2 separate regions of the Homo sapiens genome follow, and region 1 is linked to region 2. Evidence: chromatin loops called from intact Hi-C (ENCODE). Cell type or tissue: PC-3. All regions are shown on one strand. Each heading gives the region's core, and the rest is flanking DNA. Links, peaks and the distances in the headings are about the cores only. Region 1 overlaps HS2ST1 (heparan sulfate 2-O-sulfotransferase 1). Region 2 overlaps HS2ST1 (heparan sulfate 2-O-sulfotransferase 1).

Evidence for each region. Peaks named below come from ENCODE experiments on the same cell type or tissue, not always from the same donor. Only the 100,000 strongest peaks of a DNase experiment are listed, where the experiment ranks them.
Region 1: it touches region 2 in a loop (4-fold over the local background); 3 of 110 quality-filtered maps call a loop at or near these places.

Annotation. Positions count from the first base shown.
Region 1 is chr1:86,984,818-87,000,796 of GRCh38, forward strand. All of the region lies in intron 1 of HS2ST1 (heparan sulfate 2-O-sulfotransferase 1), which reads left to right. Among named protein-coding and RNA genes, the nearest start is that of HS2ST1, 78 kb to the left of the region's middle. In PC-3, for the core only: no CTCF peak of the experiment used is centred there; a DNase peak (open chromatin) is centred at 8,184; H3K4me3 peaks cover 748 bases; H3K27ac peaks cover 695 bases.
Region 2 is chr1:87,047,197-87,063,175 of GRCh38, forward strand. All of the region lies in intron 1 of HS2ST1 (heparan sulfate 2-O-sulfotransferase 1), which reads left to right. Among named protein-coding and RNA genes, the nearest start is that of LINC01140, 75 kb to the right of the region's middle. In PC-3, for the core only: no CTCF peak of the experiment used is centred there; no DNase peak of the experiment used is centred there.

The DNA of each region.
Region 1 (15,979 bases), core at 6,897-9,396, 62 kb before region 2:
GGCGGGAGAACCTGGGAGGCAGAGGTTGCAGTGAGTTCAGATCACGCCACTGCACTCCAGCCTGGGTGACAAGAAGAAATCTCCGTCTCAAAAAAAAAAAAAAAAAAGTTATGCCGTTTCTTACAGATAGGAGTTGAGTCTAATTGAATAGAAGAATTATTCATTAAAAAGTATCCTGTTAGCATTTATAGGAAATTAAAAAGATATATCAGACTCCCATAGTACCCTAAACGTTTATATCCATTTATTCTGTTTTGGCCAGGCGCGGTGGCTCATGCCTGTAATCCCAACACTTTGGGAGGCTGAGGTGGGCGGATCACGAGGTCAGGAGATCGACACCATCCTGGCTAACACGGTGAAACCCCGTCTCTACTAAAAATACAAAAAATTAGCTGGGCGTGGTGGCAGGCGCCTGTAGTCCCAGCTACTCGGGAGGCTGAGGCAGGAGAATGGCGTGAACCCAGGAGGTGGAGCTTGCAGTGAGCCGAGATCGTGCCACTGCACTCCAGCCTGGGAGACAGCGAGACTTGTATCAAAAAAAAAAAAAAAAGTATATATATATATATACACACACACACACACATATATATACACATATATATACACATATATACACACATATATACACATATATACACACATATATACACATATATACACATATATACACATATATATACACATATATACACATATATATACACATATATATACATATATATACACACATATATATACACACACACACACATTTCTAACAGAATCCCAATTTCAATCTTGGTATACATTTAAAATAGATTTTTGGAATACATTTGAGGTTAAATTTCCTTAAAAAATAACAACAACCTATGTTGTTTGCTTGAAAAATACCTGGCAGGAGCATAAATGGCAATCTTACTCTCCTTAGTTTAGAGAGATTTCATCTGTAAGAAAAAATTTTCAAAGGCCAAAACTTCTAAACCTTTTATGATATTTTTACTACATGCTTGTTCCCCCTTACTGTACCTTAATTCATGGTACTTAAAATTTTAATCTACAGCAACCAGCCAAAGAAACCAACAATTTCTGTTCAACTAGAAGGTAGGAATTGACACCTGTGTTTTTGTTTTTTGAAAAAACACAAATTATTCTTCTTTTATAAAATCACCTAAATTGTGTGAGCTTTGCTTGACATGTTAATGTGATCATTACCTGTTAGTAATACACTAATGAGCTTGGCCTCTTTTTTTTTTTTTTTTTAATCTCCCACATTTTCCAGAACAGCCCCAATTTGTTACAATCAGGATTATTTTATCTGCTGTATTTGCTAAGTATTATTTTACTCTCCTTCTTAATTTATTTTATTAAAAGTGATTTTCTTAAGTATGTGATTTAAGGTTTATCAGTGGGTTTTATTTTCAAGTAACTTCTTATATAAATATTTATCTATGTAAATTTATAACAGAAAAGGCCTTTTCTGGACTGTGTTTTGTTACAGTTTTCTTAGTTATACTTTGTCAGCTTCAGGGCTGCATTAAGTTCCACTAGGTTGGTATCTTATTGCTTGAAAATTGTTCTATCGAAACGTGCTATTAACCAGCCAGTCTTCCGATTCTCTCACTTGTAGTAGGCAGAATAATCCGCCTCCCTGCAAGATGTCTGTGTCCTAATACCTGGAATTTGTGGATATATTAATTTACGTGCCAAAGGAGAATTAAAATAACAAATGACATTAAGGTTGTTAATTAGGTATCTTTAAAATAAGATTATTTTGGATTATCTACATTGCCCAGTGGTAATCACTAGCATCCTTAAATTGTGGAAGAGGGACCCAAAAGTGCTATTTGAGAAAGACTTTATTAGCCATTGCTGGTGTTGAGGATGGAGGAGTGGGAAGCATGAACAAAGGAATTAGGGCAACATTTAAAAGCTGGTTAAGGCAAGAAAATGGATTCTCCCTCTAGAGATTCCAGAATGAAACAGCCCTGCTGACATCTTGATTTTTGCCTAGTGGGACTCGTTTTAGTTTTCTCATCCCCAGAACAGTAACATAATAAATTTGTTTTCCTTTAAGCCACCAAATTATGGTAATTTGTTATGACAGTCATAGAAAAATAATAACACCACCTAACTGTCATGACCTTTGCATTTTGTCACTCACCATAGGCCTGGGTAGATACTCCCTGTTCTGCCTGGGACTGCTTTTTTCCCTCCCTGATTTCAGAGCTACTGTTACACGCTTTCCACCACTATTAAGGTTGTGATAGCCAGGTTTTTTTTTTTTTTTTTTTGAGATAGAGTCTCACTCTATTGCCCAGGCTGGAGTGCAGTGGCATGATCTTGACTCACTGCAACCTCCACCTCCCAGGTTAAAGTGATTCTCCTGCCTCAGCCCTCCAAGTAGCTGGAATTACAGGTGCCCACTGCCTGCCGCCACGCCGGGCTAATTTTTGTATTTTAGTAGAGACAGGGTTTTACCATGTCATCCAGGCTGGTCTCGAACTCCCGACTTCGTGATCCGTATGCCTCGGCCCCCCAAAGTGCTGGGATTACAGGTGTGAGCCACCATGCCTGGCCCAACTAGGGTTCTTATTTGCAGGCAAAAGAATTTACTGTAGCTAGTTTCAGCAAGATTTTAAAGCATAGAGAATTGTTAGGAGGGCTAAAGGAGCAGGTTGAGCTTCCAGGAAAGGTTCTCAAAACCATACTGCAGAATCAGCCTAAGGAGGTGATAATAATGCTTTGTTCTGAAAGCCACAGAGTCAGGTAGCTCCTACCCCAGGTTCCAGATCATTTTGGAGATCTGGCTGCAGATTATCTTGCCTCTTCCTTGACCTAAATCTTCAGTGGTCCACACTGCAATAGACTGTCTGACTCTGCCATTACCTTTCTGATCTTATCTCCTGTTAGTCTGTCTCTATTCACTTTGTTCTAGGAACATCATTGTCTTGCTGTTTACAAGTCAAATGGCCCTGTAGCAGGAACATGCCTGTAATTCATGACACTTAAAATTTTAATCTACAGCAACCATTCAAAGAAACCAACCATTTCTATTCAACTAGAAGGTAAGAACTGACACCAGATATTGTAAGAAATTGGGGCTGTTTTGGAAAATCTTCCCTTTTTACCTTTTTTGTCTGTGGCCACTGAATCACCATTCATTTTTTCAATTACAATTCATATGTCCAGGATGAGAGAGACTCCTCGTCCATGCTGATCCAAATAAAGGTTGCTGGTCTCTCTCACCTCAGCTCCATTTGCAGTGGGGATGAAGATCTGTGGGAAAATGAAAGGGTTTTCTTTTTCAGTTACATCAAGAAGATGGAAAGTAAGTTTTTTTAAAAATAGCCTTTTCTAAACTTTCTGATGACTGATGGAGCCATCATTTGCTCAAACAAGGAAAGATGTAGCAAAGGGAAGACTTGTTATGTAAATTTAAGCCACCACTGAGCCCAGAACACCCAGAACTTTGGAAATTGGCTATTGCCATGTCTGGACTGCGAGTATGGGAAGGGGACACTGTTCTGTCTGTTGTCCCCGCTACCGTCCCTCTCTCTCAGTATCAACGTAGATCCAGACATTCTGCTTTGCTTACCTCCAACCTGACTGTTCCCATACAGAGTTGTGTTAAGCCTCCTTACATGCTGTTAGTGGGAAATACCAAAATTTTGACAAACTGTCCAGTGCATTAATTGTCATTTATACACTTGTATTAACTCTCATTTTGACTCCACAAAAAGTGTAATGTTGGTTCGAGCTCGAGAAGGAATCTGGATTCTGGTAGCTTTGCCCAGACCTTGGGAATCCTCCTCCTCAATACATTTAATTAATGAAATGTTACAGCGAATTCTAAAAAGAGCTAAGAGATTTGTTTTCACTTTAATCGCTGTGATCATTGGCCTAATTACAGTCACTGCACTGGCCACTACTGCCGGAATGGCGTTACATCAATCTATTCAAACGGGTCATTTTGTTAATGATTGGCAAGCCAATTCCACCCAAATGTGGAATTCTCAACAAGGCATTGATCAAAAATTGGCTAATCAAATTAATGATTTAAGACAGTCTGTTATTTGGCTTGGAGATTGGGTAGTGAGTCTCGAACATTACATGCAAATGCAGTGCGATTGGAATACTTCGGATTTCTGTATCACCCCGTATTCCTATAACGAGACTGATCATTCATGGGAAACGGTCAAAGACACCTTCTGGGCATGTGATCTTAATGGTAAGAGTTTCACTACTCAGTCCTCCCTTTCTTTCTGGTGCGGAGGCAGACACCCTTAAAAATGGAGATTTCCTTTATAGATGTAGATTTCTTTTATAAACATGTTTCAAAATAGCCAGCTAAAAGACAGAAAGGTGTATTTTAGAGACCAATTTAGTTCAGTAGACAGTCTTTATAACTTAGCTATGGTTTTTTAACTAAAATGACTGAGCTTAGGGCTAAGCCCATTAACTAATAGGGCAAAGAAAGTATTCTCTCTACCTGGACTCCACAAGGATAGCTCTTATAAAGAAGCAAGCCTATTTTACCTGAGGGCTTACCTTCTATTAGCAAACACTTTATCCACCTTTATTTTCACATTCAGGACAGTATAGTAATTTAGCCAAAAGATTTGCAGATTCAATTTTTTTAAATCAACTAGTTCCTTAAGCTTTTTATTTGCTTTTTATAAAGAGGCTTTCAAAAGAAGCAATAAAAATATTGCAACATTTTTAGAAGCTTCTGCACATCAATAGGCATCCTTGGGTCAGCCAAATTCAGGAGAACTTATTTATTTATTATTATACTTTAAGTTCTGGGATACATGTGCAGAACATACAGGTTCGTTACATAGGTATACACGTGCCATGGTGGTTTGCAGCACCCATCAACCTGTCATCTACATTAGGTATTTCTCCTAATGCTATCCCTTGCCTAGCCCCCTAGCCCCCAGCAGGCCCCAGTGTGTGATATTCCCCTCCCTGTGTCCATGTGTTCTCATTGTTCAGCTTCCACCTATGAGTGAGAACATGTGATGTTTGGTTTTCTGTTTTTGTGTTAGTTTGCTGAGAATGATGGTTTCCAGCTTCATCCATGTCCCTGCAAAGGACGTGAACTCATCCTTTTTATGGCTGCATAATATTCCATGGTGTATGTGCCACATTTTCTTTATCTAGTCTGTCGTTGATGGGCATTTGGGTGGGTTCCAAGTCTTTGCTATTGTGAACAGTGCCGCAGTAAACATGTGTGTGCATGTGTCTTTATAGTAGAATGAATTATAATCCTTTGAGTATATACCCAGTAATGGGATTGCTGGGTCAAATGATATTTCTGGTTCTAGATCCTTCAGGAATTGCCACACTGTCTTCCACAATGGTTGAACTAATTTACACTCCCATAAACAGTGTAAAAGCATTCGGAGAACTTATTTTTAAATGCAGTTCTTAAAATGCAATGTTGTTTATTTGGAACATTCCACAGTAATTTAAGATTGTTGTTTGTATGACTTTGCCATTTTTTGTGAACATTTGCTGCTTCTGGGGCCTAAACGTTCTATGTGTAAATGTAGATGTAGCTAGAAGGTAGAGTACTCAGTTCTTCAGAAATTAAGCATCACATTTTTACGTTGAATCTTGGTTTTGCCTCTCAGATTTCTTTGATCAGCTTAGCCAGTGATTTTTCCTACCTAAGCATGCAAGAAAAAGGATCAAAGGGGATAGAATAAATAAATCCCTGTGAATTTTCAAAAGCTAGAGTTTGTAACCCCTGTAGTATTGCCATTTATCGCCAGTTTTTGTTTGACCCAGTCAGATATTTAAGGCCTCTAGCCAGATTCAATCCAGATAATTATTGGATCCTGTCCAGTTTCTTTTTTTTTGAAACGGAGTTTTGCTCTTGTTGCCAAGGCTAGAGTGCAATGGCATGATCTTGGTTCATCGCAACCTCCACCTCCCAGGTTCAAGCGATTCTCCTGCCTCACCTCCCGAGTAACTGGGATTACAGGCATATGCCACCATGCCTGGCTAATTTTATATATATATATATATATATATATTTTTTTTTTTTTTTTTTTTTTTAGTAGAGATGGGGTTTCTCCATGTTGGTCAGGCTGATCTCAAACTCCTGACCTCAGGGGATCCGCCTGCCTGGGCCTCCCAAAGTGCTGGGATTATAGGCCTGAGTGCCCAGCTGGACCCTGTCCAGTTTCTGTTGTGACTTCTGAACCAAGTTCAGATAAAAAATTTACTCAAACCTGTATAGCTCAAAACCGCAAAATCTTGGATTCTGAAGCTCCACTGAGAGAACTTACCCACAGTCTCTGGTTGTTGTGAGAGAGGAATGGACAGAATGGGCCCAGTGGGTATTTCTCTTGGTCACTGGCTGCTCTTGGGGCTTGCTAGATGCTCCACTTCATGTCCCACTCTGATGCCATCTGTTACAAAAAAAGACTTTAGACGAATTTAACAGAGTTTAATTGAGCAAGGAATGATTTGCAAATCTGGTAGCCCCCCTGAACATGAAACATGATAGGTTCAGGGTGACTCTAGGGTTCCCACATGGTCAGATAATATTTAAGGACAGAAAAAGGAAAATGCGTACAGAAAACAGAAGTGAGGTACAGAAAGTGCTGTATTGGTTACAGGTTGGTGTTTGCCTTATGTGAACAGGGATTGAATAGGTAGCCTCCTGTGATTGGCCAAGCCTTGTAATTGGTACAATAGTAGGTTATAATGTATTTACACATCTACTTAGGTTATAGTTCACTATATCCAGAAACCTTTAGGCTGAACCTAAAATAGGTGAGGAGGCAGCTTCAGGCTATGCTTAATTTAACAACATAAAGAGCTTATATTTGAGTTAAACATACTAAGCTTATATCTCAAGTATGCCACTTCCTTTGGTAAGAAGCTTAAACTTTCCAAGGCTCTGTTTTCTCATCTGCAAAATGGAGATAAGACTTGTACCTCACAGAGTTGCTGTGTGGATTAAGTGAGAAAATGTATGCTTAGTGTAGTTTGGCTCTTTACTACTCACATTAACATATTAATAGAAGAGGATAAAGTATGTACAAAATGCTCTTTCTAAGAAAGAAGACACATTTTAGTAATCAGAATGGCTTAAATATACTTTAAGCCAAGGGTCCCCAACCCCAGCGCCACGGACTGGTACTGGTTTGTGGTCTGTTAGGAACCGGGCTGCACAGCAGGAGGTGAGTGGCATTATCGCCTGAGCTCTGCCTCCCGTCAGATCAGTGGCAGCACTAGATTCTCACAGGAGCTGTTAACCCTATTGTGAACTGCGCATCTAAGGGATCTAGGTTCCACTCTTTAAGAAAATCTAATCTGAGGTAGAACAGTTTCATCCCAAAACCACTCCTCCCACTCCCCATTCCACCACTACCCCCACCCCCAAATTCCCCCACTCCTCCACCCCTGTTCTGTGAAAAAATTGTCTTCCTCAAAACTGGTCCTGCTGATTTAAGCCTTAAAAAGAGTAGGTTTTAACATTCTCATCTTGAATAACTCATGCGCTGAAAATTTGGGTTACTTGGAGTTTGTAACACTTTAATTTTCTCTTTCTTTTTTTTTTTTGTGTGTGTGAGATGGAGTTTCGCTCTTGCTGCCCAGGCCTGGAGTGCAATGGCATGATCTCGGCTCACCGCAGCCTCCACCTCCCGGGTCCAAGAGATTCTCCTGCCTCAGCCTCCCGAGTAGCTGGGATTACAGGCATGCGCCACCACGCCTGGCTAATTTTGTATTTTAGAGACGGGGTTTCTCCATGTTGATCAGGCTGGTCTCTAACTCCTGACCTCTGGTGATCTGCACGCCTCGGCCTCCCAAATTGCTGGGATTACAGGCATGAGCCACCGCACCTGGCAAATTTTTTGTTTCTTTTATGCACCGTATAGGGGAAGAAAAATATCTTTTTCTTTTACCAGTCTTGGATTCATTGGCTGGGGCCCTTTACAAGACAGATGCACAAGACAAAACCGTACAAATTTAGTTAACGTAAGTTTTATTTGACACAGGAGCCTTCATAAGGAAATGAAGACCTGAAGTAGCTGAACCTGAGTGTTTTTATTCTAGTTTTGATGAAGGGGAAGATTGTAGAAGAATTTAATAAGATAAAAAGTATGAGCTAACTGTAATAAACTGGGGGAAACTTAGCAAGGCCTGTTTGTTCACATTCTTCTTGGCGTCTGTGTCTATGTTCCTTTCCTCCCAGTGTGGGGAGGGTACCTCTCACAGAAGAGTCTTATGACTGGCATCAGGGGAAGGTCACCAAGTCTTTCCTGTACATGCTGTTTATCAAATTCATTCATCTCGAAGTATTCAGTATGCCAGGTACTGTATTTTGGGGTAGCATGTCCTAAACCCTCATCAACTGACTTTCATTTCAAAAGCTTTTAAATCCCCTGTGATAAAAGGTACAGTTTGTAATGTATGCAACCATACTTAGAAATCTAAAAACTGATAATAGGATTTGGCAGGGGGGTACCCCATATTGATTACATATGTTTATCTAGTGCTTTGATCAAAATTGTTTCCCTTTGAAAAATACAGCAGTGTTGACTTTGGTGGGGCGGTGGGCGGGGGGTTGTTCCTGCTTACATGTCTGCTGAAGCATAGTATTTTAAGGTTTTGTTTTCTTTATTTATAGATAATTTAAAAGCTGACTAGTTACCCTCTCCTTAGAGGCTTTGTAAGTGCATTCTTATCAGTAAGATACATGTTTACTATATGACTCAGCTAGATTCTATATAGATAGTGTCCTTGTATCATTACCAGTACCATATAAAAATACTATATGGATATATAGGGTTGAAAACATAATTTATTTTCTTTCCATTTTTAGATTTTTAGTTGAGACATTCTCTTGAAAACAAAAGTCAGATTAACAAAAGAAAAAGAAGTTTATTAAAGTGTGCTGTACCTATCACTTGGGAGAGGCCTCAGTTCAAAAGTGTATCTCTTTCAAGGCAGTGGCATGGGGGACTTGCTTAAATAGTATCTTAACAAAAAGCCAGAAATTCTATATAGTGACAAGACAAAAAAGATTTATCTTCAGGCTTCCAAAAGGTGGGGTAATATGGGAACACATATTTACTACTGCTGTCTCTGAGCTGATAAGCAGTGTTGCAAAAGGGGCCTAGCTTTAGGTGAGAAAGGCAGCGAGAAGGGGTGGGCAAAGTGTGCCCGTTTTGTTAAGCTTTTAACTTAAACTAAAATCCCCAGTATTTTAGAGAGGAAAATTTTGTTTTCCTCCAGATACTTAACAGTTTATAAATCTAGTGTTCTAAGAAGTATGTTAAAAAAAACACCTTATTCCTGCTTCCATGTGAATTATATTACCTATGAAGCATCATTGTACATTTATGTAAATTCACATTTGCTAAATCACACTGAGGGAAAGCTTAATATAATCATTTCATCATTATATAATCCATTCAGTATGATTGCATTTCCTCCTGATGCAATTTGATAAACTTGTGTTTGTATAGCTGCAAGATAATGTTCCACAGATAATGCAGTTTTATACATTTTATTTTCAATGCTTTTTAGTGGGTGTATGTGTATGCTATGTAGAGAAATTAGATGAAGTTTCTCTTAACTTCATTATGGGCAACAAAATTCCTTGGCTTTGTTACAGTTTACTAGGCCCCATAGTGAAAACACCTCTGAGTGTAGGCCAATTCTAGAATACAAAATTACTTGTGATCAGAGCTGTAATATGAGATTGAAATTTGTTACACAAAGAGGTTACTATCCTTTTTTTGAGGATAATTAAACAATTTGTTTCTTTAAAACAAATTAATAGTGATTGTTTCAGGATAGTATAAAGTACAATTTAATCTTTAACAGTGAGAGAGGCTTTGTAGTGGGGTCTCAGTGGTTAAGTCCAATTCTGGGACAAGTAAAAATGTTTTAGGGTCTTATTACAGAATGAAAACTATATTGTTTCTTAAGGAATTTAATGAACTAAAAAACATTTTTGCTTAACACTCTTGATTTGTAGTACATCGACCAAGTATCTTCATTTAACAGAAAGTACATACTTTTGTTAAATAATGAAGTTTTCTGGAAATCTGTTAACTAAGGGTACTTAGAGTAGGAATGTGAATATTTCAAATTTCAAATCATCCTTTTCTTATGACAAAACTCTTTTTGTGGCATTACACTGCTTTAGAATAAAGTTCATTAATGCTTGCTTAAAAAAACATAAGGGGTACTGTATGTGTCAAAAATAAAAAGTTGGAACTTCATAAAATTATAGGATTTTTTTCTTCCTTTCCCACCTCTACTGTTTTGTCATTGCTCTTTGAGATGAAAGAGTCTAAACCTGTATGTTTATTTAACTGTTGGATTTCTTGTTTCTCAATTAGGAAATGAAAGCAAAAATCTACACTTGATTTTATAATTGACCTATTTGTTTTCAAAAGTATGCACATAAATGTCAAAATTTAAGTCTAATGTAAGCTATTTACCCTAAGCATTAACATATCTGTGTAAAAATGGTTACCCATATTGCATGTTTAATTACCTTGGTGTTTAAGAGCTCTGATGAATATTAATAATTTACCAGGATTTGATCTGGAATTATTTTCACTCTGTGATATTAGAAAACTCTTAAAAACACCAACATTATGTTTTATTTCTGTCACTACATAGCAATTCCTGGGCAACATAGAGGTGACATGAAGAGTAAGAGAGAAAGGGGATTAGATGTCGACACTTGGGATTGAGCTGTTAGAAATAGTATGTTTGTCTAAAGAGAGGAAATGAAATTTTTTTTCTTTTTTCTATGCATAAGAAATGAAATTTTGTGGGGTAGGTGAGGAGATCTCTGGTTTGTGATCTTCTTTATTGACTTAATGCATTCTTTCAATATCTATAGGAAGTTATGTCAGTAACTGGTAGATAAATTCTGGCATTACATACCAAACAGGAGAGACAAGCTTCTGCCTTCATTGGAGCTTATATTCTCTTTAGGGATAGCAAAAAAAAATAAGTAAATAAGACAATTTCATTGACTAGTAAGTGCTATGCCAGAAATAACAGAGGGTAGAGTGATAAAGAATGATTGGTGGAGTGATTTTAGATTCAGTGCTCTGGTAAGGTCTCTGAAAAGGTGATAATTAAGATGATGAGAAAGCACCAAGTGGTGGCTGGTTTCTTAAAATGAGGTATTAAATTACCTAGATCAACATATTGGATAAAATATATAATATTTAAATGCTTTAAACTCTTAAGCTCTAAAAAGATAGCCATTTTTTTAATGATAGCCTGTAACTAGGTAGGGACAGTAGATAAGGATGGTTTAATGCTGTGCAGAAAAGGAAAACGAAATGGAAAGAGATTTTTAAAAGAAGTACCAAAGGCCAGGTACAGTGGCTCATGCCTGTAATCCCAGCACTTTGGGAGGCCGAGGCGGGCGGATCACTTGAGATTGGGAGTTCGAGACCAGCCTGATCAACATGGAAAAACCCCGTCTCTACTAAAAATACAAAATTAGCTGGTCATGGTGGCACATCCCGGTAATCCCAGCTACTCGGGAGGCTGAGGCAGGAGAATCGCTTGAACCCGGGAGGCAGAGGTTGTGGTGAATTGAGATCGTGCCATTGCACTCCAGCCTGGGCAACAAGAGTGAAACTCTGTCTCAAAAAAAAAAAAAAAAAAAAAGTAACAGAAGTATGGCCATAGACTGCCTTTCATAAGTATTTGTGTTGCAGGTACATGTAGCCCATCTTGGCTGGAGATGGTCCAGTCTCATACTGTCCCCCAAAGCAAATGTAAGCCTCTACAGATGAGACATATTATCCTAGACCTCAGTGAACCCCTACAATTACATTTTCCAGCAAGTAGTCAAAGATAACAAAGCATATGGAGAAACAGACAACTGAAGGAGAACCAGCAAAAAGAGACAGCAGAATTGGAATTCCATAGACTTGGGATATTAAAAATATTAGACACATATTTAAAATAACTATGCTTATGAATTATAATACATATGAAGATATCTCCAAGGAAATCACAAAAAGCAGCATAGCAGATTTGAAAAGGAACCAGACAAAACTTTTGGAAATGAAAATCCCAGTAACTGAAATTTAATAAGCCTGGTTTTGTGTTGAGTACTTTGTATCAAATGAATTCTCCTACTGAAACCTTATAAACGTTAGGCCATATATATATATACAACAGCTATTTGAAAGCCTTGGAGAGCAGCCGGTGTAGGTTCGACTTGAGGGTCTGTGATTCTTGAGAAAAGAGAAGCTCATGAAGTGATCTCCATATTTATTCTGGTCTTTTCCTTGAGGGAATTTTCTAATTCTCAGTGCCAGATGGAGATCAAGCAAAAAGAAGGAGTTTTACATGGCTAAGGAGCCCAGAGAGGCTGGTAACGGAGGCCTAATCGTGGGGGTTGGGGGTGAGAGGAGAACTGCAGAGAACTGAATATTCTGCACATAATATCTGCATATAAGTTCTCCTTCAAGTATGGTAGTTTAATCACTACCCAGGCCCAGGGCAGGATTTCTGGAAACCCATCTGATAACAGTGACTTTGAGGCTTAAGAGCTGAGCAGAAATTTCAGCAACTTTGAAATACAGATTGAGTTCGAATGCATAAGATAACTAGTAATTGGTACACTGAAGCCATTATCTAAAAAGTATATCCTTTATGATATATTCACCTGTGTAAATTGTGTTCTTAAAAGCTAAAGATGAGAGAATTTGTTTAAAGAAATACAGTAATAGGCTAAGTTCTGTGATCTTTATCTTATATGGAGGAGTAAGGCTGTGTCCCAAATGCAAATACAGCTTCAGGTATTTGAGATTAAATTAAGAAAATACAGTAGTCCCCTCCTTATCCATGGGGAATATGTTCTAAGACCCCCCAGTAGATGCCTGAAACCACAGCTAGTACTGAACTCTATGTGCAGTGTCAGTTAATCTGATAAAAGTGACTGTGTGGGTGGGGAGGGAAGGGTAGCACATACAGCATGAATGCACTGGCAAAGGAACAATAATGTCCTGAGTGGGACAGGGTGGTGTACGATTTCATCACACTACTCAAAATAGTGTGCAATTTAAAACTTTTGAATTCTTTATTTCTGGAATTTTTCACTTAATATTTTCAGACTGTGGTTGACTGTGAATAATTAAAACCATGGGTCGTGAAACTGCAGATGAAGGAGGCCTACTGTATTACACCTTTGATCATAATTGTCCACTATCTGAATGAAGCAATATATGATTCTTACTAACTTTTCACTTGCTGTACCAGATTGCTACAGAAGGTAAGACCTACTTAGAGGTCAAGGATATCCTTGTGTTGGTCCATACATAATTCTTTAAGTCATCTTTGTTTTTATCTTGCTAAGGGTTTCCAATATATCTTTGTTCTTATATATAAACAGCTTTTAAATGCTTAGGAAAATTTGATGTAAGTACTAAAATGTCCTCAGGATTGACCAGTACATTTAATGCATGACCAAATACATTCAACATCCACAGGAACATACAGCATTCAGGAGCTTGTTTTTTATAGGTCATTGAATTTTCTACAGAGCTACTGCTGAGAATTATTTTTTAAAGTAATATGCTTGTCTCAAATATGCTTGTCTAAGTCAATAAGTCCATTTCACTAGAAAGTTTCCAGGCAGTAAATAAAGCAATACACTGAGCGAATTTTTATTGTCTCGAGTGACATAATGTCTCTAGTTTTCTTACAGTTCACAGTGGTTTTACTACAGAAGCACAACAGTCATTCCTGTTCTCTTAGTGGAATTATTCATGGCTTTTAATAAGGTAGATTTTATTATGTTTCAAGATCTTGAATTTTTTTAGGCTTCTGTTTCCATACACACACGTACACATTTAATATGGCTTTCTGAAGTACCTTTAAATCAGAATTTATCTTACTTTTGCTGTGTTTAAAGCATTTTCTATTGAACTTTTCAATGAAATTCAATAAATGTAATATTTTTCAACTTTCCCAAAAATTTAATATTAAGGCTGATTTATAGAAATTCATCTAAAACTTTGCTACTCAAACTGTGGTTCATGGACTAGCACTCTTTGGCCATCACATGGGAGCTTATTAGAAATGCAGAATCCTCCTCCTCCCCCATGCTGTCACTTACTGACTCATAATCTGCATTTTAATAAGCTCAGGTGATTCATATACACATTTAAGTTTGAGAAGTGTAGATCTACAGATCTAAAAGCTTATTTACTAGTGCTTATACTTCATCTAGTTAACCCTCAAAGGGAAAGAGCCCTGTGTTTTAGAAAATGTATACCACAGCATGAAAGATCAAGGTATTTTAAAAGGTTTCTAGGAATATCTTAGAGGCTGATATAATCTGTTCTTTTTGGAAACAATAATTTTTATTTTCTTTTTCTTTTTTTTTTGAGATGGAGTTTCACTGTTGTTGCCCAGGCCAGAGTGCAATGGTGCGATCTCGGCTCACCGCGGTCTCTGCCTTCTGGGTTCAAGCGATTCTCCTGCCTCAGCCTCCCAAGTAGCTGGGATTACAGGCATGCACCGCCATGCCCAGCTAATTTTGTATTTTCAGTAGAGGCAGGGTTTCTCCATGTTGGTCAGGCTGGTCTCGAACTCCCGACTTCAGATGATCCACCCACCTCAGCCTCCCAAAGTGCTGGGATTACAGGCGTGAGCCACCACACCTGGCCTTTTATTTTCTTCTTAGTGGTTTTACCATGTCATTTGTTATATCCCTTTCTTTTTGTTTATCTATTAATAATCTAGGTACACATCTTCAGTTTCAGCTCTTTTCTGTAGACTTTTAAAACCAATGTCTGTTCTCTCTCCCATTTGACTCAATTTATATTTCTGACATTTTCCATATCCAAAAAGAATATATCGTCATTCTTTTCAAATTATGCTTTCCCCCCCAACTTACTTTTGTTAATCATACATCTGTTTTAGGCCTAGTAAAGTCAAATATTCTGCAAGAGTCTTTTCACAGCTTTTCTAATACACAGTGATTTTTCCTTTCTTTGTTCCTGTAACCCTAGAGTAGGTATGGAATTCACGTCATTAACCCAACTTTCTATTTCCACGTTATTTGTACTTCTGATAATAAAGTTTCTGACAATAAAATATGTTCTTGGAATGCCTCTTTGTAAATGGCAGTAATATTCCAAATGATTAGTTATGCCAAAAAAAGGGAGAAAATAGTTATGCCAGCAAGTACACCTTGCCTGTTGGTTGAATGTAAACATTAATTTTTTTGTTTCTGTGTTTTCAGTTAACAGGGTTGGTTATGTAGTAACCAACTCCTAGCAAATCTTGACTCATTAAAAAAAAAAAAACTAAATGAAAATCCCAAAAGTAGTACAGTTCTTATAAAGCAAATAATGAGTAGTCTTACCTTTAAGTACATAAGAAGTGGACTTAAAATTGATGCTTGAGACCTTATCAAATGTACAGGTAATCATTTCTTAAAGCTGTATTGGATTATACAAATGTAAACTAATGGAATACTAACTTAAAAAACACAATTTTAAGACTAAGGAACATTGAAGATTATCATCCCCTTATTTTAATGTAATGGAAACTGACACAGCAATTAAATGCCTGTTTCTAGTATTTCTTACCAAAAAGTATGTAGAACATATCTCTCAGCTTTTGAGTTTTAGTCTAAAGTCCAGAAGCTCCAAGATGATAAATTTCCAAATTATGCCCACTTCAAATAGGGAATAAAACTTGGACTAAGTGGCGTCTGGCATCAGACTGCATGTGAATAGTTTTAACGCAAAAGACTTCCTGTTCCAAAAAAATGATCCAAAGAGTAGAATGTAGTTGGTAGTTTGCCCTAATCAATTGTTGGGGACATCTAGAGTTGTGCATTTGAAAGCTTGTAAGACTTTGCCCAGTTTCACTCTATGCATGTTTTCTACTATTGTTTTCTTTATAGGGCATGACAGTCATTTACCTTTTATAGCTTTTGTATGCTTCAGCTATGTAGCACAGTGGGAACATACACAAT
Region 2 (15,979 bases), core at 6,250-8,749:
TCTCTAATGACAAACGTCTTTCATCTTCTTATCTGCATATCTCTTTTTTGGGGAAGTGTCCAAATCCTTAGTTCATTTAAAAAAATGGACTGGCTATTTTCTCATTAGGTTGTAAGATACACATTTTTTGTTGATATGATACAAATCTTTTGTTGGCTATACATTTCACAAATTTTTTTCCTTTATGTGGCTTTCCTTTTCATTTCTGTATCTTTTAATTTCAGTGAAGTCCACTATATTGATGTTTGTTTTTGTAGTTCTTGTTTACTGTGTCATATTTAAGAAATCTTTGCCAAACCTAAAATTACTAGGATTGTTTCTTCTATAAGTTTTATAATTTTAGCTCTTATATTTAGGTCTGTGATTCATTTTAAATTCATTTTTGTATATGATGTGAAGAATGAAGAAAGAATGAAGATTCCCTTAAAAAAATGGCTATCCAGTTGTTCCCATACTATTTGTTGAAGAGGTGATCATTTTCTTCATTGAACTATCCTACCAAGTTTTTCTAAAATCAATTGATCATATTTGTATCCAAGTTTTTCTAAAATCAATTGATCATATTTGTATAGTTATATTTCTGGATTCACTATTCTGTTCCATTGATCTGGATGTCTGTCTTCATGCCAGTACTATACTGTCTGGATTACTGTAACTTGATAACAAGTCTTGAGATAAAGTGGTGTAAATCCTTCAATTTTCTTATTTTTCAATTTGTTTTGCCTATTCCAAATTATTTACATTTCCATATTAGTTGGTCAATTCATACCAAAAAGTGTCCTGGGATTTTGATTGGGATTGCATGGCATCTGTATATAAATTTTTGGAGAATTGACATCTTAACAGTAGTCTTTCAATCATGAATGTGGCATATCTATTTAGATCTTATTTAATTTTTCTCAGCAGAGTTTTATAATTTTTACTGTATGGTCTTGTACATCTTATTGCAAATTTATTTATATTTTTGTGCTATTTTACATGGTATTTTTTATGTGAATTTCTGATTATCTGTTATTAGTAATATACAATTGATTTAGGTATATTGATTTTTATATCCTGCAACCTTGCTAAACTCATTAATTCTCGTAGCTTTTTTATTAGATTCTTTTGGAATTTCTACGCATTCAGTCATGCTGTCTGTGACAAAAGACAGTTTTACTTCTTGCTCTCTAATCTGTGTGCCTTTCTTTTTCTTGCCTTATTGCACAGGCTAGAGCCTCCAAGACAGTGTTGTGTAAAACTGATGAGGGTGGACATCCTTGCCTCATTCATGGTTTTAGGGTGAAAGTATCCAGTCTGTCTTTCAGTAAAGTATGATACCAGCTGAACATTTTTACAGATATCCTTTTATTAGTTTGAGGAAGTTCCCTTCTATTCCCAGTTTGCCGAGATTTTTATCATGCTTCTAGTCCCAGTTTGCTGAGATTTTTATCATGCTTCTAGTCCCAGTTTGCTGAGATTTTTATCATGCTTCTAGTCCCAGTTTGCTGAGATTTTTATCATGAATTGATGTTGGATTTTGTTTATGTGCATGTATTAAGATGAATACGTGGTCTTTAGCTTATTTAATAAGGTAAGTTACATTGACTTTTGCATGTTAAACCAATCTGTATCCTTGGGATAAACTACATAGGTATGATAATTGTCCTTTCATTTCACTAAATGTTGTTAATTTTTGCCTCTATAAGGGATTTCATGTCTGATTTTGGTATCAAAGGCTGGCTTCAGAGACTCAACTGGAAAGCGTTTTCTTCAAGAGTTTGTGTTGATGTTTTCTTATGTTGGTATTTTTGGTATTGGTATTTTTTTTGTTTGGTAGAATTTTCTAAAGCCATTTGGGCCTTTTGTTTATCTGTGAGAAAGATTTGTTTTCATTTTTTGTGCGAAGGTTTTTTATCTATACATTTAATAGATTTAAAAGGTTATTCTGTTTAGCTATCTGTGAGCTTCGTTAATTTTTGTGTTTCAAGGAATTTAGCAATTTATCAAGTTTATTGGCTACAGTTGCTTATAATATTCTTTTATTGTCTGTAGTATTCTCTCCTTTGTCATTTCTGATATTAATAATTTGTATCTTCCCTTTTTTTTTCTTATTAGTCTGGCTAGAAGTTTATCAGTTTTATTTTTATTTATTTATTTATTTTTGGCACAAAGAACTAGCTGTGGTTTAGGTCACTGGTGTTAGAACTGCCTTCTTTTCTAATATGATCGTGTAGTGCTGTATGTTTCCCTAAAAGCACTGCTTCAGTTACATCTTACAATTTTGATGTTTTTGTTTTATTAGGTTCAAAATGCTTTTCTACTTTCCTTTTTGTTTTTTTCTTTGTCCTGTGGGTTACTTGAAGTGTGTTATTTAGTCCAAGTATTTGTGGACATTTCAAATGTCTTTTCTGTTATTTTAAATTTAATTCTGTTTTAGTCAGAGAATATATTTTGTATGATTTGAGTACTTTCAAATATTTTGAACCTTGTTTTATGACTGAGAATATGGTCTGTCTTATCAAATGTTCCATGTACACTTGAAAAGAATGTGTATCTGCATTCTGGATGGAGTGGTCTCTAAATGCCAATTGGCTAATTAGTTGATGATATTGTTCAAATTTGCTGTATCTTAGTGATTTTCTGTTTACTATCAATTGTTGTGAGCATGATGGTGAAATCTTTAATTATACTTGCAGATTTGTCTGTTTTTCCTGTGAGCTTTTAATTCATATGTTTTTAAAACTCTCTTATAAAGGTACAAAATTGTTTAGGATTGTTATGTCTTTTTGATAAATTGACCCCTTTATCATTATGAAATGATCCTTTTTATCTTTGCCAGTATTCTTTACTCTGAAATCCATTTGTCATGAATATGGCTACACCAGCTTTTTTTGATTTGTGATAATGTGATATATCTTTTCTCATCCTTTTGCTTTTAAGTTATTTAATGTTTCTCTCATTTAAAGTGGTTTTCTTGTGGTCAGAATATAGTTGAATCTTGCTTTTTTATCTAGTCTGACAATCTCAGCCTTTTCTATGGTGTGTATGGATCCTGATAATTAGTACATTATCTTTTAATGTGCAAATATAAATGTTAGTAATTATAAATTAAGATTTAAGAATTTGAATAATTTGATAGATCCCATCAAGTAATCTTATTCCTAAAATTTCTATTTTCTTTATTTTTCGAACTTTGTTTTATTTAGACTTATTATTTCTAGGTTATCTTAGGCCACCAAGAAAAAGCCAAAATTGGGAAGTAAACTGGGACTACATTAGAAATAAAATGGCCTCCAAATATGAGAGATTATGCTACAGAGACTCCTGTAAAATTTTAGCTATAAAAGGGTAAAATGGAGAATGGTACCCACAGGGTCACAAACCAGAGTCAACAAATGTTGACTCCAGTGTTGCTTTCTAATATCTTCTGTTTGTTATTGATTTTAGACTACTTGCTCTTATATCACCTTGGGAGCTTTTAAGAAATACAGATTCCCCAGTCCCATGGAATTTGTTATACCCTGTAATCTATTTTAAGGTAATGTAACTTTCCATGTGATTCTTAGATTACTCTAGGGTCAGAAATCATGGTCCTGCCCTACTTATCTGACCACTTTAATCTCTGACTTTTCTGCCACTATCACTTTCTCCTACAGAGTCTTGGCACCATTACAGGAAAAAACCTCTGAGGATTAGTCAGGTGTGATATACCTAGAATATTATACTAAACAGTCTTGACATGTATGGAGCTTTAGCTTTGACTGTGCTATATGTAACATTAGGTTAGTAGAGATCAAATCACCTCAAACCTTCACTTTTAACATTATCCTTCACTTCCTTTTAATATTTCTTAGATTGTGGAGTGAAGAACTCTGTCTCCCATATGGTTTAATTTAGTATGCTATATTATTTTTATTAAGCAAATTTGTGTGTCTGCTGTATACTGGGTAATAATGGTCATCACCTTTCTTTCAGAGAAAGAAGTAGCTTTTAAACAAGTTATGCTCTCCTCCCCCAAAAAGTCACGTTAATTCTACATGATTTTTTTTTTTCAGTTTTCGTGGTTTGATTGGTTCCAGTGTTCAATTAGAATGTACTTAAATTTATGTTGCCTAATTCAAATAGATTAATGGGGATGAGGCAGAGTAACTCACAATAGAACAAACAGTTTTGAGTTACTTTGCCTTATCCCCATTAATTTTATCAACCCATACCTTTTCATAATGATCATAATTTTATTTCTGGCATAGGAAAATAAGCCAAAAATATTAATGGATTTAAAAAGCTAATATATAGGGTATGTAAAGATCAACAAATTATTTTAAAGTAGATATTAAAATGTCTATTGTATAGTAAATGTTCAGTAGTCTGCAAAATAAAGAATATTCTACTTGAGAATTTTTTTCTTACACTTGTTTCATATGATTAAAATTCAGTAAAACACAATTAAAACTCAAATTATGGTCAAGCATTAGTTTTTGTCGATTGATAACAACTGTCCAGCATTTTACTGGTCATTATTGAGAATATCAATTATCATTGCATTGTGGGCATGTTGAAGTGTCACTAGTAAAGAATTGTAGTTTACAGGATCCTGAATAATGGTTCTTTTTTGTTACACAAGACAAATGCAAAGGAAGACAGTTTTTGGAAATCGATGTTTAAAAAAGAACATCTTTAGAATATTAATACCTGTGACTAATTTTTAAAGATTCATGAAAAATACAAATTCAACTGAAAAGCTATAACAGTTTCTCAGAAGATACAAAGCTGTAAAATATAAAAAGTTTTAGGCCAGGTGCAATGGTTTACACCTGTAATCCCAGCATCTTGGGAGGCTGAGGTGGGCTAATCGCTTGAGCCTAGGAGTTTGAGACCAGCCTGGGCAACATGCTGAAACCCTGTATCTACAAAAAATACAAAAATTAGCCAGGCATGATAGCGCACACCTGTAGTCCCAGCTACTCCGGAAGCTGAGGTGAGAGGATCACTTGAGCCTGGGAGGTCGAGGCTGCAGTGAGCCCTAATCATGCCACTGCACTGCAGGCTAGGTGACAGAGCGAGACCCTGTCTCAAAAAAAATTTTTTTTTAACTCACTTTTTTAGTCTTAACAATGGGTAGTGTACAATCTACTTGAACTTCAGTTTTTAACTAGTAAGCCAGGACTGGAACTTGTAGTTTAATCAGAATTTCTTCATATATACGTGAATGTTCCTAGATGAATATCTTTAACATGGTTCTTGAATTCTTGGTTGTACCCCAAAAATGGTTTCAGTTTAAAAGGGTGTGGGGCAATGACCATGATTCAGAATTAATTAATGTTGCATTTTCACAGGGTTTTGTAACAGTTTATGCTCAAGAACAATGTAAACATTTCACTTGTGCTTTCCATAATGATGGTACAGCATGCTTTAAAGAGGAACTGACTAGCCTTAGGAGACGTAGTGGTTGGTGGCGAGCAGTGAGGAAGATGGGAAATCCAGTTAGTCCAATAGAATCAGTGCCATGAGTTAAAGGGTAATGGATGTGATGACCAGAATACCCTCACAACTAGTTTATACCATTACGTTGTTTTTCACAGATCTAAGGTACATCTAAAATTCCAATTAATGGGGTACAATTAATTAGTTACATGGAAAAGATAATATTCTATATCTGTCTTCTTAATAAGCCAACAGAAATGCCCTCTAGAACACCGATTCTCAAAGTGTTCCTGGACCATCATATCAGCATTGGGAACTGGACTGGCAAATTCTTAGTCCTTGGAATTAGTAGCTAGGGAATGTGGGAAGGCAGGAATTTGTATTTTAACAAATGCTCCAAGTAATTCTGATGCATGCTCAGTTTGAGAACCACTGCTTTAGAATATGATGCATATCAAACTCCAGTAAAATAATAGCAAGTTTTCAGCATTGCTAATTCTAATTTTCAACAGCTGCTGCATTAGGTTTTCGTTAATGATACCCAAACCCAGCTGGAGTTGAATCCTAGTTACTTCTTATTCTTTTTACTTACTAGTGAGTGGAGCACCAGGTGCAGTTGTTGAAGTGTGAAAATAATTTAGCTTTGTAGACAGTTCTGGCATTTCTTGATTTTGAAAATGCTTTAATCTTCTTGGTATGATATTTCAACAATCAAAGCACATCTATTTTAATGGCAGTATGGACTTGTGCTAAGAATTTAAGGAAATCTCTGAATTATTCCTACCAGTTTAATATCAAAATTAATATTTTAGCTGAATTACAAAGCTTATATATAATTTACTCCTATTTTATTTTTCCACCAGTATGTGCATTAAAAATTTTTTAATGTCTTCCTGAATAATTTACTTTCAACCTTTTTCACATCTTCTACAATATTATGTTTAGTTTTACTTTGGAAAAAAATGCTAGCAGAGATTTTAGTTAAATGCATTCTTAGTAGTAAGGTCCAGCTGCGTGCTTTGTGAGTTGCAAAACTCATGAGTCCTTCAAAAAACATTTTAAAGGCATGTCAGTAAGACATGAAACTAGCATTTATCTGCTGCAGTATACTTTGAGTATCTACAAGTGGACAACATGGTCAAAAGCACTTAAAATGTTTAATAGATTAGTACATGATCTTGCAGTGATAGTGCAGATTTGTTTTTGGTTGTATTGCACATATGTTATAGGTAATGTTGGTAATACAGATATTTAGAACCAAAAGCTGATGAATTCAAAATTCTCTTTTGATGTTTAAAAATAAAAATAAAATTCTCTTTTTTTTAACTGTGTACCTTCATGATCTCATTTACTCCTTTTACATCAGCTGATGCCTTTGTGTTGTGACTCTTAATTTCTATCTTTAGTTCAGAACTTTCTCCTGAGATGTATATCTTCTGTAACCTACATATTACTACCTGGATGTTCCATGGGCACATGAAACTCACTGTGTCTGAAACTGATAATCCAAATCTCTCCCTCATACTAACCCTGTAAATACATATGGAATCAGAGTTACATTAATAGCCTATTTTTCATTATTATAATAGGTCAAATAGCCTATTTTGGCCATTACCCTAGATGTTTGCACAGGGCTTCATTCTCCATTGAAATTCCTTTCTAATATTTCTGAAACTCTTCTAGAGATATCTCATGTGGGTTTTTTTGTTTGTTTTTTAAAAAGCAGACTCCCCTCTACCCATAAGAATCTGCTTGGTTACTTCCTTGTCCATAGAACAACTATCTCTAATCAAGCATCATCATCTCTGCTGCTTCCCCAAGAGGAAATGCCAGAAAGTATGGGAGCCTTCATGGTGCTAAGATTGATGTCACATTTCATGTAGAAATGGAGAAAGTTCTCTTATGTCCTCAGTAATGTCATACTTTATCACTTGTGAACCTGCTTTATGTGCCTGTGTGAAGAAATGGCAAACTATATACCAGCTATTCATGCATTTCTTCCTCTAGTATGTTTTTATTGCTAGGAAGCAACTGCCCACCAAGGATTAAATTTCTCACCACAACCCCTGCATCTAGGTAGGGCCATATGACTAGTGTTTGCCAAGATAATTAAGAAATGGTTGTGCTTTCTGCACTCTATCGGCCAGCTGGATCAAAAGACTTCAAGGTACTGTGGAGAATGGCAAAGTCAGAAGAGGAAAGGAGCATAATTCCTTGAATTACTGCATAAAAGGCTGTCTGCCAACCAGAAACACTCATGTTGGTACTTGAGCAAGAACTAAACTTCTTGTGTAGTAAACAATCGAGATTTCGTTACAACAGCTGATGTTTCCCTAATTAATACAGTGCCCCCTTTATATTACAAAGCCCTTCTTTGAAACAGCTCCTTAATCATTTCCCTGCATTCCCTTTCTCTAAAAACTCAAACACATAAATATCTGGAAATTCATGGGGCTGGGAGGGAACAGATGCCACATTACATTCTAATCCAGAACTTTTCTGCCATTGTGCCCTCCCCATCCTATTCCCTAGACCTGTTAGGCTTGGATATTGTTCTTACACAAGCTTGAAATAAAGCCTTATGAAAATGGGCTCTTCCACAGACCAGCTACATACTTGATTTCTCAGTTTGAACTTCAGTGTAGACTACAAACTATCCTGAATTCCTTTCTTCATCCCCATTTATTCTTCCTTCCCCAATTCTCAAATTCACTGAATGGTACCATCTTCCTCCTCAGTAAAGAAGCCTAGAGACAGTACCTTAGCCACTTCCAATTCCGTCTTCTACTCTTGTCACCTAAGCCTCTAACCCATTAACCTATCTCCTTCCAGTCCCCATGCTTCTTCCTTACTGCAGTTGCTTTCCTTCAAGTCTTAATCCTCACTATGTCTTCAGGCCATTGATACTCAACTGTAAGCGTTATCACTCTATAAAATCTTGCATTGTAGAAGTCCCGCGTGGGTTACTTAAAACTCTTTAAAAAAATGGCTCTTTATCGCTTATAGAAGTTGTTCTGAAAGTGCAGTCCATGTACCATAGGGATGCTTAAGACTCCTTTAGGGCTTTCACAAAATAGTTCACAATCATTTTCATAATAATTCTAAGATGTTAGTTGCCTTTTTCACTAGTTGACATTTGTCCTTATGGTAAAAAGCATTGGTGGTACCAAACTGTACTAGTAGGCATTGTGTTTTTTGCTGCCTTTCTCTAACAGCCCAAACCCTCAAAAGCCATTTTCACATAAGAATGTCCGTCAGAAAGCAATAACTTTATTAAATATTGACTATTTTGTGTATGTCCTTAATATTCTGTCACAATATATAAAGTACATCAAGCACTTCTGCATACCAGAGTACAGAGGTTGTCTTGAGGTAAAGCACTTGTGTGATTGAGTTGTGCTGTGGTTTGAATATGGTTTGTCTCTACCAAAACTCATGTTGAGGCTTGGTCCCCATTGTAATGGTGTTGAGAGGTGGTGGGACCTTTAAGAGGCATTTGGATCATGAGGAATCTGCTCTCATGAAAGAATCAGTACAGTCTTGAGGGAGTTAGTGAGTCCTCACTCTCTGAGGACTACATTAGTTACAATGAGATCAGGTTGTTATGAAGCAAGATTGCCTCTCGTGTTTGCGCTATTTTCTGCATATGTCAGTTTCTCTTCTATTCCTCCATCATTTTTTGATACAGCATGAAGCCCTTACCAGAAGACAACAGATGTGGCTGCCCAGTCTTGAACTTGCCAGCCTAAAGAACCAGAAGCTAAAGAAACTTCTTTATAAACTACCTGGTCTCTGTCATAGCAAGAGAAAATAGATTAAGACAAGTTGCAAGCTCAACAAGGCAATTTTTTTCATAGAACACTGTTTTTACTTGAAAGAATGATCAACACACAAACTATGTTTATTCAGACTTGTGTAGTTGGGAGATATTTTCTCAAAAATGAATGAAGTGAACTTGTCGCTGTAAGGAAAATAGTTGACAGTATTAGTTGCCAATTATAAAATTCAAAAAAACTTGTATCTGCCGCTATGAACATAACAGTTTCCCAATACTTAGACTTCTCTGAGATTGGTGGTGTTATAATGAATGTGATTTTTTAAATTGTATAATTTTTATTATACAATTCTAATGTATTAATATTTGGAGGATCTGCATAACTCCGTATACCAATATTTTTCAAATGACAGTGCAAAGTATATCAATATAACAGTATATATTCACTGATATGAACTTGAATAGTGTATATTCATTAATATGGTTTTCTATCACATTGCAGTTAACTTTTAAGAAATTAACACTAGGTTTTAGTGTAGAATTGAAAAAGAATATTTCCAATTATTTGAAAAGGCTACTAAAGTACTCCTTTTCCAACTGTATCTATATGAGTCTGATTTTCTTCATTGACTCCAACCCAAATAATATATGGTAATATTTTGAATGGAGAAGCAGATATGAAAATCCAGTTGTCTTCTATTAAGCCAGACACTTTATAAGATTTGCAAAAATATGTTACACTAAATTTTTTTGCTTTTGGAAAATTTTTTCACAAAATCATGTCATTTATGCTGACATGTCATATTGTTATTTTAAAGTGAGTTAATAAATGTTTCTCAATTTTAATTACTAATGTGCTGTTGCTAGATGTAACCCACATAAACCAAAGCTCTTTGGTGTCCTTAACAATCTTTAAGTGTATAAAAGGTTCTGAGACCAGCAAGTTTCAGAATGCTGGCTTATAGGATATGGTTCATATTCCTAATATGGTGATTAAGACACTGTGATCTGGCTTCTGCCCACTTTTCTGCCTTATGTTTTACCTTGCCCTTAATTTTTCTCCTATCTTCTAAGCTTATTAAGAACCACTTTTAGGGCCTATATGCACTCTACAGTGTTGTGCCTCCAAGGACTTTGCTCATGCTTCTTCCCTTTGCCTGGAAGGTTTCTTTGTCACCCAGAAGGCACTTTTTTTTTTTTTTTTAAAGACAAAGTCTCACTCCCAGCACTCTGGGAGGCCGAGGCAGGTGGATCACGAGGTCAGGAGATCGAAACCATCCTGGCTAACACGGTGAAACCCCATCTCTACTAAAAATACAAAAAATTAGCCAGGCGTGGTGGCAGGTGCCTGTAGTCCCAGCTACTCAGGAGGCTGAGGCAGGAGAATGGCGTGAACCCGGGAGGCGGAGCTTGCAGTGAGCTGAGATCATGCCACTGCACTCCAGCCTGGGCGACAGAGCGAGACTCTGTCTCAAAAAAAGAAAAAGAGAGAGAAAAAAAACTGTATTTTTTGTCTTAAGCTAAACAAATACATCTGGGTGAAACTGAATAAAATAGGATTGTGGGAGAATAAGTAGGCATCCTACTCCCTTCCTCCCACCCAGTTGTTACTGGCCTGCTTCTCTCTCTATTTCTGCTTCTTTCGATTTTGTTTTAGCCTCGGGGTGAGTGGGTGGAGGGAGTCCAAAAACACATCTGTACTGTAGAGGAGAAATTGATAGCATAGCTTTATGGAACTTATCTCAGGGTTATGCAATCCAGAGGTCCCCTGATTTCAGCTCTCATCAGTGCAGGAATCCTTTTTCCATCATTCTTTGACAGGTCCTCATGCAACCTCTATATGAGTATCTCCAGAGACTAATAACTTACCACCCCCTAAACTGCCTGTGTCTTTACTTTGCACTACTAATTATTTGAAAGCCCGTTCTCTCTTGAGCCACAGTCATATCTTTTTTTCTGGAGTAATGCTACAAAAAGGATTCTGCCTCTTTTTCACAATAACTTTTCAAGTATTTCAAGAGACTGTTAGTCATTTTTATGGATTTTCTCTTAGCTAAGTGCACTGTTTTGTTTTGTTTTTTTTTAAGTTTTTTATGTGGCATGATCCATCCAGCTCATTCCCATTCTGGAGTACTCTAGCTTTTAACGTGTGCCTGAAATGACACATAATAGCCCTGTGTGACTAAATACAAATTTCTTAGGAACTGTTCCTTCCTGTGACTTGAAACATTAATTACTGTGTTTTGGTTAGGAGTATAAGCTTTGGTATCAGACAGATGAGGGTGTGAATTCTGACTTTTTTCCCCTGTAATTCATATCTCTGAGTCTAAATTCCGTAATGTTACCATATAGGATTATTGCAAGAATTAGGTGAAGTAATGTACATTTAAACATGAACCGTTGGCTGGGTGCGGTGGCTCACGACTGTAATCCTGGCACTTTGGGAGGCCGAGGCGGGGAATCATGAGGTCAGGAGATCAAACCATCCTGGCTAACATGGTGAAACTCCATCTCTACTAAAAATACAAAAAATTAGCCAGGCGTGGTAGCAGGTGCCTGTAGTCCCAGCTACTCGGGAGGTTGAGGCAGGAGAATGGCGTGAACCCAGGAGGCAGAGCTTGCAGTGAGCCGAGATCACACCACTGCACTCCAACCTGGGCAACAGAGTGAGACTCCGTCTCAAAAAAATAAAAAATGAATAAAATATGAAGCATTGTTCCTGGCTCACAGTAAAGGCTCAAAGTAGAAGCACTTGTTACACTGATAATTATATACCTATTGGCACAGCCTAAAATTGCCATACGTTTTTTTGCAGCTGCTTCACATTACTGTTAATATTATAATCATTATGCTAGTATATTTGTTGTTTATCAGCTTGTGCTACTACTCAGGCTTTTATGCCTTCTCCAATTAGCCATCCCCACATCTTGAAAGCCAGCTCTGTCCTTTTAAGGCTGAACTTACTCAGTGTATTTTCCAGAAGGTTTTTCTCCAATTCTTGGATCCAGAAGTATTTTGTTCTTACTTATGGCATTTGTTACAGTGGCATTTGTTCAATTTTGTACAAGATAGACTATGAAAATAGGAACAGTTCACTTGAGAAATTTATAAAGAGATGAGGGATGATGAGATTAATGTCTTAATAAAGCTCAAGAAAAAGGAAAAGCATGTATAGTTGGACTCCCCATTTTGTATCAGCGTACTTATTTCAAGTGACTGAAATGAGTAAAGAAAGAAGCCTTGAAGTCAGCTCACCTATGATTTTTAACTATGATATTTTGTATTTTAAAAATAGATACTTGGTGCAGGTGTTATTGGCAGACAGAAGTAAGAGGCTAGGGTGAACAGGCTATGGGCGTCTGGTAAAAGAATTTTTTTCCCAAAAATGCTCTGGGAGTTTCATTCCCAAAAGATGGATGCAGGTAAATCTGACTCTGGTCAGTACAATCAAGGCAAATTGGTGTTTTTCTAAACTGTGAATTGGGAGAGGATTCTACTTACAATTTGAATAATAGGTCTCATCTCTATACTTATTCTGGTACATTTAAAGAAAAACTTAGGCCCTATATTGGACCTACTTCAGACCTTACAATCCATATAGTAACCCATAAATAAGTAAAACCTTTGTATGTTGTGATTTTTTTTCCCTATTCAAGAATGATACCTAGAATATTATACAATTACTAATTTGGGGAATGATATCAAGAATTATGTTGTTTTTGGCTTTGGTTGTGGTTTTTTATAACTTTAAATTTTGAGATAATTATATATTCACAGGAAGTTGCAAAGATAGTACAGCATGTTTTTCTTTTAAGCACCTGGAAGACAACCATCTTCTGTCCCTCTGTTTCACTTATTTACCATGCCTATTTCAAAGGAATGTTGCAGGAAACAATTGCAAAATGCTTTTGCAATCCCAAAATAAAATATATCAAATAATTTTAAAAGGCATTTGCAAAAAAAAGGTAGTTCTATAATATTGTAGTGCTGTATTTAACTATAAGGCTCTACCTCTTCCTATAATAGAAATAGACAAAATCTCAGACAATCAGTATAATGTGGAACATGAGCTCTAGAGTCACATTGACCTGTAATGGTATCCTGACATCAGTAAACAGCTGGTGATCACTTAAAGAGACTCAGTTTTCTTATTTAAATGGGGATAATAATTCTGCCTCTCATGATATGATGTATATAAACCACAACACAGCATGGGTGTAACAGATGATATACATAAAACACTTAAAGCATAGTGAGAATTCAATGTTAGCTATTACCAATACTATTTTTTCATGTAGGTGATTAGTGTATTTCTCAGATTGATAATAAAAGAAGGTTATAACTTATAAGGATTTCACATTGTTAAATTAATGTAATAACTGTAGAAAAGTATAGCCATAGCCAAGCTTGGCAAGTACATTTAGTAAAATATAACTCATATTCCTTTAACGTAGTAACCTTAGCAATAACACAAAAAGAAAAGAATTGGTGTTTTTTGGATTGATGGGGTATTTAATAATTACTTTAATGTTTTTATCTAATAGATCATCTCAGGAGCATTAACTCCAATATATTTTTAGTGAGAACCTTATCACAGATGAAGTTGTGAAAGAAAATTTGATATTTATTTTGTAATGTATTTTCAGAATGTTAAGGATTAACATATATTTAATGTGGAAGCATTATGTTTGTTTAAAAGATGTGTCTAATAAGGGCCTACAAAAATTTATTGTACATGAAGATACTCAATAAATATTGTTAAATTGAGAATAAATGACTAATTTATAAACAGTTAAATATTTTATAATTTGTTTTTAATGTTATTATTAAAATGAACCTGTATTATAAGATCTCAATATTTGGTAATTTTTTTGAAGTGAAACAAACATAAGTTAGCCATTTTACAGGGAACAATTCACTGGCATTTGGAACATTCACAATATTGTACAAGCACCATCTCTATCTAGTTCCAAAACATTACTCCAAAGGAAACCCCATCACCGTTAATCGGGTGCTTTCCATTTCTCCCTCCCCCCATTCCCTGGCAACCACCAATATATTAATATATACTGTTTCATTTTTACCTATTCTGGATATTTCATATTAATCTAATTATATATGACCTTCGGTATCTGGCTTCTTAGCATATTTTTGATGTTCATCTATATTGTATTACTAACATATATGAGTACTTCATTCCTTTCTATAGTTGCATAATATTCTATTGCTCTGTATATAGTACCACAATTTATTTGTTCATTCATCTGTTGATGGACATTTGGATTGTTTCTACCTTTTGGCTATAGTGAGTTAGTGCTTTAAACATTTATAAGTATTTGAGTACCTGTTTTCAGTTCTCTGGGGTGGTATATACCTTGGAGTAGAATTACTGAGGTATTTGGTAATTCTGTTTAACTTTTTTGAGAAACTGCCAAACTGTTTTTCATCATGACTTCACCATGTTACATCCCCTCCAGCAATGTATGAGGGTTACAATTTGTCACTTCCTCACTAACATTTGTTATTTTCCTATTCTTTTCTCTTTTTTTTTTTTTAAGTTTTTGGTTTATCTGTTTTTAATTATAGCCATCCTAGTGTGTATGAAGTGGTACTTTGTTGTGGTTTTGATTTGCATGTCCCAGTGACTAATGATGTTGAACATCTGTTCATGTTTGTTAGTCATTTGTATATCTTCTTTGATTATTGATTAGAGACTGTTCTTTTCTAAAGTCTGCATACAGTGCTGTAAATTTCCCTCTCAGTCCTGCCTTAACTGTGTCCCACAAATTTTGATTTGCTTATTTTCATTTTCATTCATGTCAATGTATTTTTAAAATTTCCCTTGACATTTCTATTTATTTGTCTTCTGTTCTGTTTTTTTCACTTCTGTTTTCTCTTTCTGCATTCCTGTGGGTTACTTATATTTTTTTTTAGAATTGCATTTTGATTTGAGTTTAATGTCTTTATATAGTCTTTTTCATGCTTGTTTTACATATTTTATTATATAAATGTCACCTGTCAGTTCACTGGTATCATTTTACCAATTCAGGTGAAGTATAGAAACCTTACCTCCACTTTTGTCTTTTTATTCTCCCTCACTTACAATGTAATTGTCTTAAATATTTGCTCTGCCTTCATTTAGAGCCACATCACAGAATGCCGTAATAATTTTGCTTTCTCTGTCAAACTTGCTTTTGAAAACTCAAGAGGAAAGGGAAAGTTTATTGTATTTACACATATTTTTACTCTCCATTTTTTTGTTTGTTCTTTCTGATGTTTTAAGATTTCTTCTTTTATCTTTTCCTTTTTGTTTATTTATAGAGTTTTTTTAGCCAGTCTTTTAGGGTAGGTCTACTGGCAATAAATGCTAATTTTCTTTCATGTGAGTTACTTTCCCTTTCATTCCTGAAAATTATTTTCTCTAGGTATACGATTATTTTATTTCAGCACTTGAAAAACATTGTGCCACTTCCTATTGGCTCCATGGTTCGTGATAAGAAATCTGCTGTTAATCCAGTTTTCTCTTGTAGGCTTCATACAGGTGCATTCAAGACTTTTTTTGTCTTTTGTTTTCAGAAGTTTGATTATGATATGTCTTGACATGGATATCTTTGGGTTTACCTTATTTGGAGTTTGTTCAGCTTCTCTATCTAAATGTTTATGTCTCTTTTTAAGTGTGTAAAGTTGTCAGCCATAATTTCTTTGAGCACTTTTCAACCCTGCTTTCTTTCTCCTATTCTTTTAAGACTCTGTGACACCAATGTTAGATCTTTTGTTCTAGACCACAGTTTCTTGAGC